Linked DNA regions of Mus musculus: region 1 is linked to region 2. A link is a loop called in an ENCODE intact Hi-C map of the cell type or tissue named here. Cell type or tissue: left cerebral cortex. All regions are shown on one strand. Links, peaks and the distances in the headings refer to the core of each region. The heading gives the core; the rest is flanking DNA. Region 1 overlaps Astn2 (astrotactin 2). Region 2 overlaps Astn2 (astrotactin 2).

Region 1 (8,786 bases), core at 330-8,329, 250 kb before region 2:
TGCCCAGCCTACTAGTGCTGCAGGTAAGCCTCTTCAGGAAGTATCCATCTCTGGAAGCTTCATTTTCCTGGGTCAGGTCAGCACCTTTAGAGGTTCTGAGGACTGAAACTCTCTCCATTTTCCAGCCTGGCCCAAATACTAGATGGTTAGATAATATTCCAACCATTCAAATATTCAGCAGAGAAACCTTCAAATGTCTCACAAATTCATTTTGCTCACTCAGTACACTGACATCTTTTACTAATAATTTTCAGCCAGACAGGGTTTTAAAGGTCCTAACACTATGCGTTGTTCATAGTTGCTTACATTTCCCCTTTGTCTTGCTTTCACTCATTTCCTTCTAATGTGGTCAAGGGGTTGGCATCTGATTCTTGAGCTTGTTTAAGGAATGCGGTGCATGAATGGAATCAATAATAGCCGATGCTTGAATCTATCCCACCACAGGCCTGGCTCTTGAAGCTAGTGATGGTGCATTCTTGACAATTACACTGAATTTTGGTATGTTTGGATGCTCATATTTACTAAGGACAAGGCTGGAGATAGGACTTGAAGCCACATACTCTGGCATTTGGACTTTAACTTTTGACTACCAACCTAACAATTGACAAAAGGGAAATTATTCAAGTTGCCTTCCTCTTCCATAGGACATGAATTTACAGTGATGGGGAGAGAATCTAAGGTCTTATGAGTGCTAGGCAAGGACATTACCACTAAACTATGTAGTTCAAGACATTCCTTGAGATTATAACACTGATACCTAGATGCCATGGCCCTCAAAGATCAAGAAGGTATGTGCCATCTCTGCTCTGGCTTTTGTCCCTCTGGCCCTTTATATGCAACCAGTTTGTTCTTGTTGTAGCTCTAGCTGCATAGCACTCCTTCATTTTCATTCTAGGCTCTGATGCCCCTGTTCAGACATTGCTATATAGAACAATTACAGCAACATCCAGTTGGCAGAACTGCTAGCTTCAATTTTTTAGTCTCAAGACCCTTTTACACAGTGGTCAGCAGTCTACTATCCTCAAATATTTGGGGCTTTATATGAAAGTTATCTTTTGGCCTTTAAAGTAACATTGTTAGAAACAATTTGCTAAATATATATATATATATATATATATCAAATGAGAGTACTCCTTGGAGTGGTGTATTATATCTGTCCCCATTTCACAGATGAAGATTATTCTAACCAAAAACAATTAAATTACTACATGAAGGCTATATAGCTATAAACATTCATACTCAAGTACTAAATGCAGGAAATGTTATTCTATAGCTTAGACTTAGCCAAATTAGGTAATGAATAACTTTTGAGCAGAAAAAGAAATTCAGATCATATAACAAAGGAAGTCAACTTAGAATAAGGGAGTGGTGATAATGGCTAATAAAAGGTAACACTGTCAATGCTTCCTGCTTGCAGAACACTGTACTGACCCCTGTCCTGCTGTCTCATTTAATTCTCACAGTCCTACAAGATTAAGAAATGAGCTAAGAGTATAAGTATCATTGGTTTCATCAACAAGTTGAGAAATCCTACCGCTGGCCTTTGAATCTAGATATGTATTGATTCAAACTCTAGAGCGTGAATTCTGAATTACACACATAAGTGTGTGTGTGTGTGTGTGTGTGTGTGTGTGTGTGTCATATGAGTAAATATTTGCCTGAATTTATGCCTGGTGTCAATGAAAGCCAAAAGAGGGTGTCTGATCCCCTAGACCTAGATAGTTGGAAGCCATCATGTGGGTATTGGAAATTGAACTTTCGTCCTGGGAAGATGAGTCACTGATGTTTACTACAGAACCATCTCCTCATCTCCTCTCTCTCTCTCTCTCTCTCTCTCTCTCTCTCTCTCTCTCTCTCTCTCTCTGTCTGTCTGTCTCTCTCTGTCTCTCTCTGTCTCTCTCAGTGTAATGTATATGTATGTATAGTATTTGTATAGTATTTGTTTTCTTTCAGGATTTCATGGACGTGTGTGCCAGCCAGCGGCTAGTGTCAGGTATTACCTTCTAACATATTTTACTTTATTTTTCTGAGAGAGTCTCTCACTGATGCCATAGGTCATTGGTTTTTCTAGACTTGCTGGCCAGCCAGCTCCAGAAATCTTTCTGCTTCTGCTCCTTCCTCAATTCAGGTTACAAATGCAAGGAAGCATGCCTGACTTTTCTAGGTGAATGTTAGGAATCCTAACTCAGGTCCTCGTGGCAAATTGCCAGTCACCTTCTCCACTATGTCACCAGCTGCTAGTTCTTCCCTTTAACGAGTATTTTATCATACATAAAACATACATTGTACTGGGTTTCACTATAACATTTTCATGCATGCACATACTCCTTCACACACTCCTTTTGTGTTGCTCTCACATTTTTTTTTCTCTCCCTCCACATCATTCATTAAAAAAATAATAATAAGTTCAGTTGTTCCAACATAGCCATTTTTAGGCTGGAAGTTGAATACTGGGCCTGTGTGTTACCTCAAGTGGTCAAACACACAACTAACATGAAAAAGGCCTTAGATTTGAGCTCCAGAACTATAAATATGGGGCTTCCCTTTCAGTCTGGCTCTCTCCTGAACTCGCATTTACACTCAGACGGAGCCCCAGCTTCCATCCATTATTTTTTTAACCTGGACTTACCACACCTTCCTTCATGTTGCCCCCTTTAGCTGGAAGACCATTTATCTTGTCTTACCTCTCTCATCTCATTACTAAAAGAAATACAGGCCTTGTCCCTAAATCCCTATCCATCCTATTTCAGTTTATGGTGTAAGGCCCTCTTTCTGTCTCAGGGTAAATAACTCACTCTTCCCTGGCAACCTTGCAGAATCTTCTTTTGGGTCCCACTGGTTTCAGGTTAGTCAGTTGTTACGGTCTTTAAATACGCCTTTCCCAATGCCCACCGAAAACATGATGTCATTGAGGGTAGATTAGCACTTACTGAACAAGCATTTTTGACAATTTTTATGCATTTCCCTAATTTATATTCATCACTCCCCTGTAAGGGAGGAATTCATGGTTTTAATTTTAAAGACAATGTGAGTATTTTAAATTGTCTTGTGACTAGAAGTATCAAGACTCTTTCAAGACACATATTTAGTAAGTGTGAGAGTATAGATTTGAATCCTGTGGATGGGTTGGTCTCTGTAGCCCATGTCCTCTTTACCAGCTCATCCAACTTTAATGCTTGTTACATTTGAACTTTTCCCAGAATTTGATTTCTTATCCTGAGCTCAGCAAATGTCAGATTCACATCTGAAAGTATGAATTTACTGGAAAAGTTCAAATGTGAAGCAGAGTTATAATAAAGGAAAGACATAGCCAGGAGCATCATGGGTAGCCAATGACCAAGAGGCAAGTCTGATGATCAGATGCCCAGGGCATTAGCAAAGATTCCAGGAGTTACCAACGGCTTTAGGGAATCCTAAGACTGAACAGCTGAAGATATATTTGCTTTAGATAACCCAAAGGGGCCAGCTGAGGAAGAAAGCAAAATAGCAAGGCTTTACTGGGTATTGAGAGCTGGGTGGGGGATGCACGGGTTGTAATTATTCTTCTCATCTCATAATCTCCCTTTGGAAAACATTGCATGCTTCCTCCTCACATACTCTCACTGGCACTGAGGATGCTGAAAGTCCCTTGGCATCTGGAGCTGAGAGCTAGAGATGGGGATATATCTTCCCCACCACAGTCACTTCCCACAACTTTCTTTTTCATCCAGACAGCCTTGGGAGCTTGCAGTCCCCAGAGAAACTTGGCCGTGATCCTTCTAAGCTTTCTTCAAATGGCAACTTGTGGGCTGTGGGAAGTTTGTTCAGCTGCCTCTGCTCTCAGCATCTACACCAGGGACTGTATGGCTACACGGATTGATTTGAACCATCTTGAAGAGACAAGACTAGGAAGACTAACATGATACTAAGGTCTTACACCTCATAGCATAAATGAATATTTTTAAGTTGACCCAGAAATGTATATGTGTATGGGGTACAATGTAAAAACCTTTACACATGTAATTACTATATGTCGATTAATTCAGGGAAGTTATTACTTCCGATCCCTCACCAAACATTTATCATTTCTTTTGATTTAAAAATGGCCAATATCTTTTCTTTTAATCACTCTGAAAAATGGAAGAAATTATTGCTAACCATGTTACTACAGTATGTTATAGGGAACTAGAACAAATTTCTCCTCTCTAATGACACATTCATATGCAATGAACAATCATTTCTGATCCTCCTGCCCCCTTCCATCTCCAAACTCCAGTACCCAGCACTCTACCCTTCTGTGAGATCATATATTTTTAGCTTCTATATGAGTGGGAAGATGTGTTGTTTGTCTTTCTGTGCCTAGCTTATTTTACATATTATAACATCCTGCAAGTTTTAAAGTCTAGTGTTTCTCTTACTTTCAAAATGACTAACACATAGTGGATTCTTGGATTTTTCCCATGATTTACAATGAAGATACTGCAGTTTGGAAAGTAGGCATTTTCCCAGAGTCATGAAGTATGCGTGGAGGTACAGAGTTGACCGTGATTGACCTTATTTTAATCACTGAGTGATGCTTCCTGAAGCCAGGGATGGTGTTCTAGTATACTCAAGGTCTCAAAGGAAGGAGGCAGCATTGAGATTAGATCCCACCTCTTCTTGGGTTACATAATATACTTGAACTTGCTATGTTTATACATGTTAATGTGAAACTATTCTTTCTGCATGTATGATGAAAAAGGATTTAAATGACATCCTTATTATCATATGACTTGTGTAGGTTCACATAGACTTTACTTTATAATATGTGGACATACTTTATAAGGTAACATAAATAAATGAAGCAAAGCTTTGCAAAGCATTTAGCACAGGGAAGAATGCATTCTTATTACTAGTGCTATTGTTATTACAATTATAAAGACATTTCCACACAAGGTCTACACAAATTTAGAGATATGTCCTTTCTCCTTACTGTGAAGCATGCCATCAGCCATAGTCCACTAGGCAAGCTACAGTGGTATAATACATAGATTGGATAACACCAATGAGCACCTTCCTCAGCAACATCAATCATACATAGCTTAGTGTTTTCAGCTATTCTTCATGTGCTTCTTCACAGCATTCAGTCAGACACACCGTGATAGGACTTACACACTGTATTTAATGTTTTTATTGCCACTAAACTGGGAGATACCAGAGTTTGGCTTTATTCACGGCTTCATCCCGAGTATGTGTCACAGAGATGGTGCTATGCAAACATGTGATGGACAGAGGGAAACTAGGAGAAAGAGAAGGAGAGGAACGAGGAAAGAAGGGGGAAAGCACGTGTAATAAGTAATCTGAAAGAATAAAGTAACAGTGATCTTCAGGACTCGAAGCACTTAGTTTATTCTTTCTAGGTGAGAGAAAGTAAGCTCTCCCTTGGGGTTTCTTTACTTATCCAGGTTTATGCATGAAGACTCTATGCCAAGCCTTTCATTGTGTTTATAAAGAGGAAAAAGATAAACAAGTAACAAGAAGAGGCACCATTCTCTCCTTGTAATACTCCCTCTCAGAGTTGGCAAAGAGAATTAAAAAGCATCAGGCGACTGACACTTCCTCTAATCAATGTCTTAAAACTGTGTTTGGAAGAGGCAAGGGGAAGTTGGGCTGTGTTATAATGTACCCAAAGGAAGGAGGCAACATTGCATTAGGATCCCATCTCTTCCTGGGTTACATAACACACTTGACATTGCTATGCATTACCTTCATTTTGTCATTCAGTATCTCATTCCTGCATCATTTGCAAACACCAAGCTACTAATGGTACCTTCTACCCATCGCGACTTGATCTTCATCTCAGGAGAGCTCCCAACCTACCTTCTATCCTTGCAGTCTAAAAGGAAATGAAACCTTATTTTAAAACAACAGGAGAGAATGGTTATGTGATAAAATGGAATTGTACTATCCTTTGCAGCCACCCTCTGTCCCCCAGTTCCTGGGAACATTTTTTTTAACTCAGTCTGCTATCAAAACACAGAAATTAGTCTCTAATTGTGGACGTCAAACACAGTTTTATCCTTTGTAACGAAGGAAATTAGTAACAATTCATTCTGGTTGGAAGCCAAGCTAACATCTTAGCATAGAGTGTCATTAAAACTCTCAATCCCACTGGCTGTTGTGATAGCTATAAAGGCTGGAACATGTTCAGCTGCTTAGAATTGTTTTCCTAGATGTGTTCCTCTCCAGGCTCCTTGTCACATTTAACCTGGAGATCAGTTACTATTTAAGGAAGAAATGACTTGAAGCATATTTTTTCCTTCTATGGTTTAGCAAATTTAGACTTTCTTAATGAAGAGATTTGAAAAAAAATGAGTCCACTCTAAGGGGCATCCAGATCTCCTGGCATCACTGCCAAGCCACTGCTGAGCAAGTTGCCCATTAATATAAGAATAAGAAAGAGGGGAAAACGCTTTCGCAGTTTATAATTATATTACCAGTTTCATTATAGATCTCATTTTAATTCTGACTGAAACCTCGCCTTGCCTTCTTCCTGTACTTGCTCACGTATAGTTATTAAGTCTGGGTTGGAGTTCAACTTCTTCTGCTTGGTTTCAGCATATTAATATGGTTTATTGGTATTTCATTGCCTCCTCCCTCATGGGCATACTGAATCTCAGCTCAATTTATATTTTTCCCTATTTCTGGGCTCTGAGATAAACCTTGTTTCTTTTTTTGTGTCATGGTTGGGGCGTGAGTTTGATTGGAGTTGCTTATCTTCAGGGATAAGTGCAGAAACTGTGGGGAAAGAAGTCAATCACAGAAGAGGAAGTCTTAGATTTCTGGCACTTAGATTCTTGAGGTTGTATCTTCTCAGGGCATCGGGGTCTACCTGCCACCTCTGCCAGGTCTATTACATATTTACCATGTCAGAGTGTTCATTAGCCACTATAATAGATTTTGGACATGAATATCCTGTCTTCCTTGCCCTGGAGAAAATTGAAGTCTATTCGCTATAATCACTTTATTATTTTTTTTTTCACTAAGCAAATGTTTCTGTTTAAGGTACTGCTGTAGGTGCTAAATACAATGTATAAGACAAATATTATCTTTTATGGTTTGCAACCAAGTGGGACAGACTGAAATTGACCAAAGCATTGCACAATCACAAATAGAAATACTTTTAATGAAGGAAAAAAAGGAAGGTCAAAGGAGAACAATTAGCAAAGATTCTATAGCAGGCTGAGTTGGGAAGGGAAGTCAATTTACAGTTCAGCAAATGTGATACAATGAGGCAAGTAGACACAGTGACACATTCAACAACTCTAAGATAAGCAACAGTGAGTATTTGAGTACTTGGGCTCAGAGGGCCAGAAAGGACATGTTCAGTCTTGATCATGAAGGACAACGGAAGTCACTGAACTGTTTTGTGGAAAGCATAACTTATAGAGATTTTTCCCCTAAAATACAATAGTTCTGAGTTTTAAAAACTGGAGTTTAAAGTCTAGTTTTAATGCACAAGGCAAGTTTTGAGGGTAACACAGCCGTGTCTGTGACAAGCTGGCAGCAGTTTGGAGACTGCGATGTCTTTAAAAAGGCAAAAATAATACTGGTGCATGGAAAACTCGGTGATGTTAAGAGTATCTTATGGGTATGTCATGAAGATGGTATTTTAAAGGAAGTCATTTGGGCTTTGAAAGGGGAGGCATGCATATCATTGAAGTGACGAGCGTTGTTTCTCACATAGAATAATTAAGAGGCCAGGGTTTGGAGAGCAGCAGACAGAAATAAGACAGTCCACTTGTCTTAATAACATTAAGTCTGTACAGATGAGTTAAGAATGAAAAAGGCAGGGGCCATATTGTGCAGCACTTCCACCAATTAACCTGTACCATGATGTGCCTTTGAACATCTGTGATTAACACTGAACATTTTAAAACAAAGCTTGGGATGAGTCCAGAGAGCAGGGTGCCCGAGGAACTACTTTCTAAAATAAATTGCTTGGCAGCTTGTGGCTAAGCAGTCACTTTCAGTGTGGTGTAATTTTCCCTTCTCAGGACTGAAAATACTCCTCCCATGAATTCAAATCACAGTAAACTAGCTCTGCAGCCAATTATGAACCTCGTCCTTTATTAAAGTCACGAAGCCTTGTATTACCTTCCTCTCTTGAGTTGAAAGACAAGACAAAGCAGGCCAAGGAGAGCAGAAAATTTCAGAAAGGATACATTACAAACAAATATGTGTTCAAAAATATCCACAGTGTGGCGTATCAATAAACTACAGCATCCTGATATGTGCGCATTTATACTTCATTTTCCAGGATCAGAACGAACACTCAGACTTTAAATAACTCAGTTATAAGGAACATAGGAGACTTGACAACTATCTTACTTCATCTAACAAAATGAGGTTAATAGTTCAAATTGAACTTATTAAAAAGTACATTTTAACATAGGTATATTTCTATAATATTAATATTTGTATTAATTATAGTTTTATTCAAATCTCTCTAGTGTTTGTGTGTGTGTGTGTGTGTTAAATTCATGACTTTGATTAGAAAAGTATTCTAGAAGCACTCTGTCTCCCTAACCCCACACATCAGAGTTTTTCATTATTTCTGAGACTCCTCAAATAATGGGTGACGATCAGAGATAAAATATTAAAGACAAAATAAGCATATTGTAAAAATATTCAAAAATGAAGTGGTTTGAAAATTTAGGTTCTGATAAAATGGTTTCTAATGAAACAGAAGATATGTTTAGCCCCACTCATGCCTTCTCCTTACTTCTATGACTTCATAGAATGGGGTCATTTGTTCTTGCAGGTAT
Region 2 (8,786 bases), core at 273-8,272:
ATTATGGAGAAGCTGAAATTTGAATTGAAGCTTCAGTTAAAAGTAGATAATTTGGAAGCTGATTATGGGATGGATCCCTGGATATGGCAGTCTCTAGATGGTCCATCCTTTCGTCACAGCTCCAAAATCTGTCTCTGTAACTCCTTCCATGGGTGTTTTGTTCCCAATTTTAAGAAGGGGCAAAGTGTTCACACTTTGGTCTTCATTGTTCTTGAGTTTCATGTGTTTAGCAAATTGTATCTTATGTCTTGGGTATCCTAAGTTTCTGGTCTAATATCCACTTATCAGTGAGTACATATTGTGTGAGTTCCTTTGTGATTGGGTTACCTCACTCAGGATGATGCCCTCCAGGTCCATCCATTTGCCTAGGAATTTCATCAATTCATTCTTTTTAATAGCTGAGTAGTACTCCATTGTGTAAATGTACCACATTTTCTGTATCCATTCCTCTGCTGAGGGGCATCTGGGTTCTTTCCAGGTTCTGGCTATTATAAATAAGGCTGCTATGAACATAGTGGAGCATGTGTCCTACTTAATGGTTGGAACATCTTCTGGATATATGCCCAGGAGAGGTATTGCTGGATCCTCCGGTAGTACTATGTCCAACTTTCTGAGGAACCGCCAGACTGACTTCCAGAGTGGTTGTACAAGCTTGCAATTACACCAACAATGGAGGAGTGTTCCTCTTTCTCCACATCCTTGCCAGCATCTGCTGTCACCTGAATTTTTGATCTTAGCCATTCTGACTGGTGTGAGGTGGAATCTCAGGGTTGTTTTGATTTGCATTTCCCTGATGATTAAGGATGTTGAACATTTTTTCAGGCGCTTCTCTGCTATTCGGTATTCCTCAGGTGAGAACTCTTTGTTCAGCTCTGAGCCCCATTTTTTAATGGGGTTATTTGATTTTCTGGAGTCCACCTTCTTGAGTTCTTTATATATATTGGATATTAGTCCCCTATCTGATTTAGGATAGGTAATGATCCTTTCCCAATCTGTTGGTGGTCTTTTTGTCTTATTGACGGTGTCTTTTGCCTTGCAGAAGCTTTGCAACTTTATGAGGTCCCTGACACCATTGCATACACTAGCAAGATTTTGCTGAATGGACCCAGATAGAGTTGTCTCTTGTGAGACTATGCCAGGGTCTAGCAAACACAGAAGTGGATGCTCACAGTCAGCTATTGGATGGACCACAGGGCCCCCAATGGAAGAACTGGAGAAAGTACCCAAGGAGCTAAAGGGATCTGCAATCCTATAGGTGGAACAACAATATGAACTAACCAGTACCCCCCTGGAGCTCCTGTCTCTAGCTGCATATGAATCAGAAAATGGCCTACTTGGCCATTAGTGGAAAGAGAGGCCCATTAGTCGTGCAAACTTTATATGCCTCAGTACAGGGGGACAACAGGGCCAAGAAGTGGGAGTGGGTGGGGGGGGAGTGGGGGGGTGTGTGGGGGACTTTTGGGATAGCATTGGAAATATAAATGAAATAAATACCCAATTTAAAAGAGTAGATAATTTGGTTTAGGTAGAGCTAACATAAAGAGAGGTCTATTCTCTCTAACTGGAGAAGAATTTGATTCATCAGTCATTGGATGCCAATGCTATAGAAGCATCCTGAAGGAACATCCAAGAAGACTGTACCTCAGAAGAAACAGGAGACACAGCTCCATGCCACTGCCTGTAGCATCTTGAGAAGTTCCCTTCAGACGACTCCAAAAAGAAAGCCTGGGATTCCTGACTATAGAAAAGAATTCTGGAATCCACCACTATGTAATAGAACTAGAACTTACTAAGAAATGGGTTTAATGTAAATTTAAGCAAAGATATTAAGGGAGAGAGGAAAAAAGGTTGCATTTAGTAAAAGGAAAATACATACACACCCAAGATATGGATGCAGGTTTCTCCAGAGAGAGGTGCCCAGTCCTTGCTAAACACCAGATAACATTGTGAATACTGTACAAACTACAAGTGTCCATTTTGCTCTTATGATGAGAAGTTGGGATGGCAATGGACTCTAACATTTCCTGGTTTGAATCATGGAGAGCTTCTGAAGTGATGACACAGAGCAAGGTTAATCCAGAGACTGGGTAGCCAGAGGGTCGTTACAAAGCAAGGATGTTTGTTCAGTGGCGACTGGCTTTGTAGTCCAATCAGATGCTATTAAATATTCATAAGAACATATACTTTGAGTATGTTTTTCTAAAAGCAGTACTAGAGTCTGTATTTTCTGCAGATTTTATAATCCTTCAGACCTCTTTAACCAAACCCCATAGAGATAGAAGTACCAACCTCAGACAGTTGAATGAAGACAAGATAACCAGATTTGCATTAGAGATCAAGGTCAGTAGATCCTTTGTTCTGCTTTGTATAGTACACTACAGGATTCATCAGAGTAAGATGGGCTGTTCAGCCTGCTTCTGATAGACTGTTTACCCATCTGCATAAGGCCACAACTGAGCTACAGACATTCTTGTGTTGCCTTTGCTTCTGAAATTATGTTTTTATAAAAAGATAAAGAGAGGGGGGAATATATTCTATGTAGGTGTAGTCAGGTATAAGGGAATGGGGTGTCTTTGCTGGCCCATGCTGAGGCATCCCTTATCCTGTGGGACCAGGCACAGGATGGTATAGTATAGAATAGAGTTTATTCAGGGCATAGGGAGGGGAGTTAAGGGGGTAGGAGAAACAGAGAAAGGCAGGGGGAGAGAGAGAGGGAGAGAGAGAGAGAGAGAGAGAGAGGGGGGGGGTAGAGGGGTAGAGGGGTAGAGGGGTAGAGGGGTAGAGGGGTAGAGGGGTAGAGGGGTAGAGGGGTAGAGGAGTAGAGGCTAGCCATAAGCACATGGCGAGAGAAGGGGGAAGATAAAGGGGAGAGAGACAGGAATAGAAAGCAAAAGAGCAAGAAAGTGAGGAGGGGGCAAGCAGCCCCTTTTTTAGTGAATCAAGCATACCTAACTGTTGCCAGGTAACTGTGGGGCGGAGCTTAGACAGAAAAAAAAAGAACAAAGGGTGTTCCCAACCAATCTTTCAATGGCTGTTGAAAATATCTGCTCTCCTGTCTTTCTTCTACACTCCATGTTTGTTAAGAGAAGGAGCATATATAGCTTTGCTGAGATAGCTCAGAGCTCCTCAAATCCTAACAGGCTCTTCCTGAACTGCTCAGCATAGAGAAGAAAAGAGAAACAAACCAATAAAGCATAAAGTTATAAAAGGGGGGGGATCCCCAGGAAGTCTGTTTTCACAGACCTAAATCCCCAAGTTCCAGGATTCCAGGTTGATGGTGTCTTTCTGTCCTTTCTGTCTGTCTTAGCTCTGCCACCTGCAACCTGTTCTCCATCCTCTGTCAATCGGGTGCCTAAAATTGGAAAGCATTATTCTCACTGATTGTCCTTTCACAAACTGGGAACCATTAAGATAATTTTGCCCAGAAGTGTTCAAACTTGAAGTGATAGAAAAACTTCATCCAGGTGAAATTTTACTCACCAGCTCCAACCACACTCCAAACACACACATACACACACACACACACACACACACACACACACACACACACACACACACACACACACACAAAACATGTAAAGAAATAGTTTCCCAAAGATTGAGGGCAAAACAGCAGGCATTTCATTTCCCTTTACCATTACAACCTTTGGCCACAAAACATAGCAGCAGACCCCGAAGAATCCCAGGGACCGTGACTTACAAACCGACAAACCACAGATCTACCCTCTTCCATCCCTCACTCCATTGCTTCATTTCCTTTGCAAGATTTTAGATTGAAACCCAGAAGGCAGAGGGTGCTGACTTTCGTAATAGTGCAGGAAAACAGCAGAGCTAAAGCTGGAACCCAGGTCCTAGAGCTGCAGTTGAATGACTGTGTTCTTTCCTGTTGTGCCTCAGCCTGTTGAGACTTTAGCTTCAAGGGCCCTCAAGGTGATATTTTCCCCAGCAAGCATCACCACCTCCTCACTCTGCTCGCTCCCTTTCTTTAGAAATCAACTAACTAACCACCCACACTCATTTCCAACCCTGCTTTTTGGAAGCGGATGTCTGAGTTATATTACACACTGCCCCCGCAGGGACATTTGAGTCCAGGTGGCAACAGAAGGCTTCCTGTGAACTTCTTGCCTAATTCACCACATGGACCTGCCTGCATATACACAGAAGCACGCACAGACATACATATATATATCCATATGCTTAGCTTTTAGCGATACAGGCACTCAGATAGGCAGAGCCAGCAATGGACTAGGAGGTTTGAGTGTGGATGCCATAGTTTTCAAACTCACTGGTCTTCTTTGACACAGTTTTCTTGGCTTTTTGATGTCTCTCCTCTTGTAAAGATCAAATGAGCAAAGAGAGACAGATTGGTATAATGTACCTTGCATGTGTAAAGAGTGATTTTATTCAGTCAAGTTTTCAATATTTTCACATGGATCGGACATTTTCATTGGTTAACACTTAACAAGTATTTCCACTGATCTATTAATTTATTAATGGCTTTTGAAAAGATGCCTTAGTCATTATCTGGTCCTGCTGTCAAGTCAAATCAGTTCTTTGTAAATGCATTTATTCCATAAACACTCACAGAGTACTGGTCATGTACCAAACACTGACTCAAATGACTTCATAATCTCATAGTCTCACGAATGGCACAGCTACAATTAAACCTGTGAACAAGCAGACAAAATGGAAGAAAGCAAAGGAAGGTCACCAAAGGCCTCTTAGATAAAGGGATAACTCTGAAATTTGGACTGGAGATGAAATGAGTATGAGTGGAAATGACAGAAATAATGATTCCCCTAAATGGAGCGATGAGTGAGTGGGAAGAGTCTATAAGTGACTCTGTGGGAATGGAACCAACAGAGAGTAGCCAGAGATGAAGGTGAGTCAAGACTAATCAAGTGGGAGGGAAAATGAATGCTTCTCCAAGTCTCAGCATCTTTGAATCTTCACTTAGAAGAAAAAACTTCACTTAGAACCACAAAGTTCAATCTGAAGGCAGTGACTGCTGAAAAATCAACCTAGTCTTCCATTCTCTGCTGAAACTCCACTCCCCCAGATACTATAATGGCTTCCTTGTCCCCATGCTACTTTGTGTGATTCCAAATAAGTGCTGCTTTGTCTGAACTATGTCCTGCAGCCATCTCTTAAAACATAAAACCCTACCTTCCATTCTGTATTCATGACTATATTTTATTTGTCCTTATGACAGCTGCTATAAATTTGACAATCTACATTGTAACATCTATATTCTCCATGAAAAAAATAGTAACCACACAGGATAAATATTTGGTCCATTCATGCTATATACATGAAAATTATTAACAGCATTTGACACATGGACAATGCTGAATAAAGGCTGAATGCATTCATGGGTAAATGATTCAATTCACCTAAAGCAGTTGCTTTGATGATGCCACATTGTGTACCTTCCAGTGCTGGGTAGCCTCTGGCCTCTGAGTTACATTAGAAGGATATCACCATGGTAAGACTGTGCTTTAGGAAGGCTATTCTTGTTGGAATGCAAGGATAAAGCACAAAGAAGTATTTCTCGAAGCCAGGAGAATAATGACAATGTAACAGCACTAATTTTGCCAGATTGATGATGTTCTAGACCAGGCAGTAATATCAGAGAAGCATACCAAAGGATGTGATTGCCCAGGAGACTATCAACCCAGGAGCTGGTTGCCTACTAATGGAAAATATCATCTACAGAAAGGCAGAAACTGTGTCATTTCTGAATATTATACACATAAATGGCTTGAATGGTCTCTCATATTAAATTTCCTCATAACAGCCTCTGATAAAATTACATTCTCTTGATGTAAGAGTGGAAGTATCTTTGAGAAAAGATAAAGCAGACTTTAGTATTATCTAATGATAATGGGGTTGAATATGTCTAAGTAATATGGAAATCAAAGATAGCCTTAACTTGATTCTTAGATCAGCATATTTCTCAAAGACGACAGAGCTTGGTTCTAAGTACTCAGGAGGCTGCAGCCTGGACTCAGGCTGGTCTGTCTATGGCCAAAATAGATAGAACTGAAGATAGTTATTTTCATCACAACAAAGCTGGGACAGAAACAAATTAAGATGATCCGGAAAATACAAACTTAATTGCATTCATTCACTTGCCCATTCATTTATTTAGTTAATCAACTCACAGGAAAAGAATTAAAGAGCTATTTCTGGGTATCTTCAAAGAACCAGAAACAGCATTTCTAGCAAGAACAGAACAAAAACGAGGACAAACCCATCTTGGTGCACATGGCGAGAATAGTCCAGCATTTCCCAACTACATTCTTTGCACAAGATCATTACCCAATGAGCCGTCATTGTGTTGTTACAGAATTTTAAACTTGCCAGACCCTAGACATGTCTTGTATAATTTAATCGTTAACTCCATGTGACTGTTATCTTCAGGCTCATTTTTTCAAATAAGAAAGCAAGGTTTAGGGATTTTTAGAGCTAATGCAGCCTGAGTTATGAAGAATGGTTTACATTTGTGTCTGGATTTTGCCAATGTCCATTCTTTACCCTCTGAAGCCACCTCCCTTTGGAGAAGTCAGAGTCTGCAGTAAGGCCACTCTGCTGTGAATCCTAGTATGAGCCTATATGGCCTAATCTATTGTTTCTGTTGCCATTAGTTTTAATTTGGTACCTGAGTTTAAAACTGAGACACAATGTTCTTCTATGTGAAATGCATTGAAGAAAATTTATGGGAATTTCAAGGATGGTTTCCATCTTGCTGCTTAGTACCTTGAGCAGTCCCTGGCTTCAGAGTCAGACATGTTAATCATCTATTGTACTGGTTTGGGGGTAACTCTGACCCCGGACAAAGGAAAAACACCTTAATAAGATTTTGTTCCTCTTTATTCCTGGGTCTTTTGGATCAGAGGATAATGGCAATCTCCCAGTTTTCTTCCGTGATGCCTCATTTTTCTACAGTAGGGAGAAGATAGAGAAAAATGGACAAACTGCTGTATCAGCAGACCAGGAATAGCAATGCCCTTAGGGCACCCTGTAGCAAATAGAACTTTAGGTTAAAGACCCTTCCCAGAAGCTAAGATCATCTTCAAGTCTGTCTACTTAATGCTAAAACAGAGAAGGTGACAGTCTTCCCTGGCATGACAGAGTATAGCAACTTCAGTAGACTTGGCCACAAAAGAAAACAGACATCTCTTATGATCCTAGGTTCCTCCCTCTAATATTCTTCATTCTTATTCTCATCATCCCTATACAAGAGATACTGAGTACTTCATTTAGGATCAATAAAATGGAAGCAAGAAAATTCCAACAATAATTCTGGGCTATGTGTGTCACTCTTCTTAGGCATCTTCTGTGATCATTGTATTATGTTGGGCTTCACTGGGATCATGAAAGGAGACTCAAGGTATAATAGGATATGTAAGGTCTGAATACTTCCAGCCCAGAATAAGGTTAAGATCAATTAAGTACAACTGGCCTGACTAGAATGCCTACCACTTGGCACCTTCCCTGTCCATTCAAACATCTAGAACTCTAGATTGCCAGTGGAAAGTATCCAAAACTTTTCTGAGGGTGAGTACCTATACTAGATGACCTTAGTTCACCCTAGCAGTCTTCTGTCACATTTCTGCCACATATATCCATAACATATTAATGTTAGCTGTACTTCTCTTGAGATTCATATCTTTTGGGGAGTGACTATCCTTTTGAACCTCAAATGTTCTCATCTGAGAAAAGTACAGAATAAATAGGAACCTACCAGGTATGGTGTGGATAATGCATGAAAGGATGCATTAAACTCATACTAATCATTAATTAAATCTTATTAATTGAAGAAGAGGACAAGAATGATGAATGTGTCCACAGTATTTGATTTGATTGACACCTGAAGAATCCAGGAATAATGGACTCAGGACAAAAGAATGAAAGGATTCATATTCCAGGGATTCCACAAAGGTACCTTAATTGGTGCCCATAGCATCAACATAAACAATAAAACCAGGGCACTGTTGTCATTATCACAGGCTAACAAAAAAGTCAATTCTAGGAGTAAGTTACTTCTTTTGAAATTTTTAGTCAATGAGGGTCTATAGAGCCCTCCAAATATTAAGTGCTATCACCACCTCTGAGTTACTCCTCCCTCCAATCCAGAACTTGACAGTGAGACATCATTGCTAATGACACCATATACTTAGGTCTTAAAGCATGGGGAGATCAAACTGGCATTGACCTGGAAACTTATTCTTAGCAGCTAGCTTTCTTGGTGCTTGTAGGTGTTGTGCATGCTACCAGAGAAAAAATAATCATCAATATTACCCAGCTGTGACCCTGTAAACTACAATAATGACTGACCTGGCAGGATGTGTACAAACATTGTAGAAATAATCAACTACTTTCTCATTAGATTTATTATCTACTCCACAAGAAGAAACCTATACCTGACACCATTATATGGCCAACAATCCATGGCTATACAGATCATAAGCTCTAGGGGAAAACTTACTACTATTATTATGCTAAATAGAAAAAGTATTAAGCCAACTCCTAATAACTTGTCCTAATAATCATAGATTAGTGGATTCCCAACCCTAGTCAGAGAAGCTTCTATTTTCAGTAGATAGTAATTAACACAGTGACTCACACATGGTCACAGTGCAGAGAGCAAATGACTGCAGTAGGCTTATCCCTAAATGGAATGTATACATCACATCTACTCAGCTCAAGGTTCAGGGATCATTGTGGAAGAACAGGTAGAAAGAGTGGAAGAGCCAGAGCAGGTGTGAGAAAACAAAACAACA

Evidence for each region. Hi-C counts contacts between places; a loop is a spot of excess contacts. Peaks named below come from ENCODE experiments on the same cell type or tissue, not always from the same donor. Only the 100,000 strongest peaks of a DNase experiment are listed, where the experiment ranks them.
Region 1: it touches region 2 in a loop (2.6-fold over the local background); 2 of 42 quality-filtered maps call a loop at or near these places.

What each region holds. Positions count from the first base shown.
Region 1 is chr4:65,972,742-65,981,527 of GRCm38, forward strand. The region is part of intron 6 of Astn2 (astrotactin 2); the gene reads right to left. Among named protein-coding and RNA genes, the nearest start is that of Gm31533, 350 kb to the left of the region's middle. In left cerebral cortex, for the core only: no CTCF peak of the experiment used is centred there; DNase peaks (open chromatin) are centred at 3,722, 4,383 and 7,933; H3K27ac peaks cover 1,893 bases.
Region 2 is chr4:66,219,069-66,227,854 of GRCm38, forward strand. All of the region lies in intron 2 of Astn2 (astrotactin 2), which reads right to left. Among named protein-coding and RNA genes, the nearest start is that of Astn2, 180 kb to the right of the region's middle. In left cerebral cortex, for the core only: no CTCF peak of the experiment used is centred there; DNase peaks (open chromatin) are centred at 4,043, 4,879 and 6,053.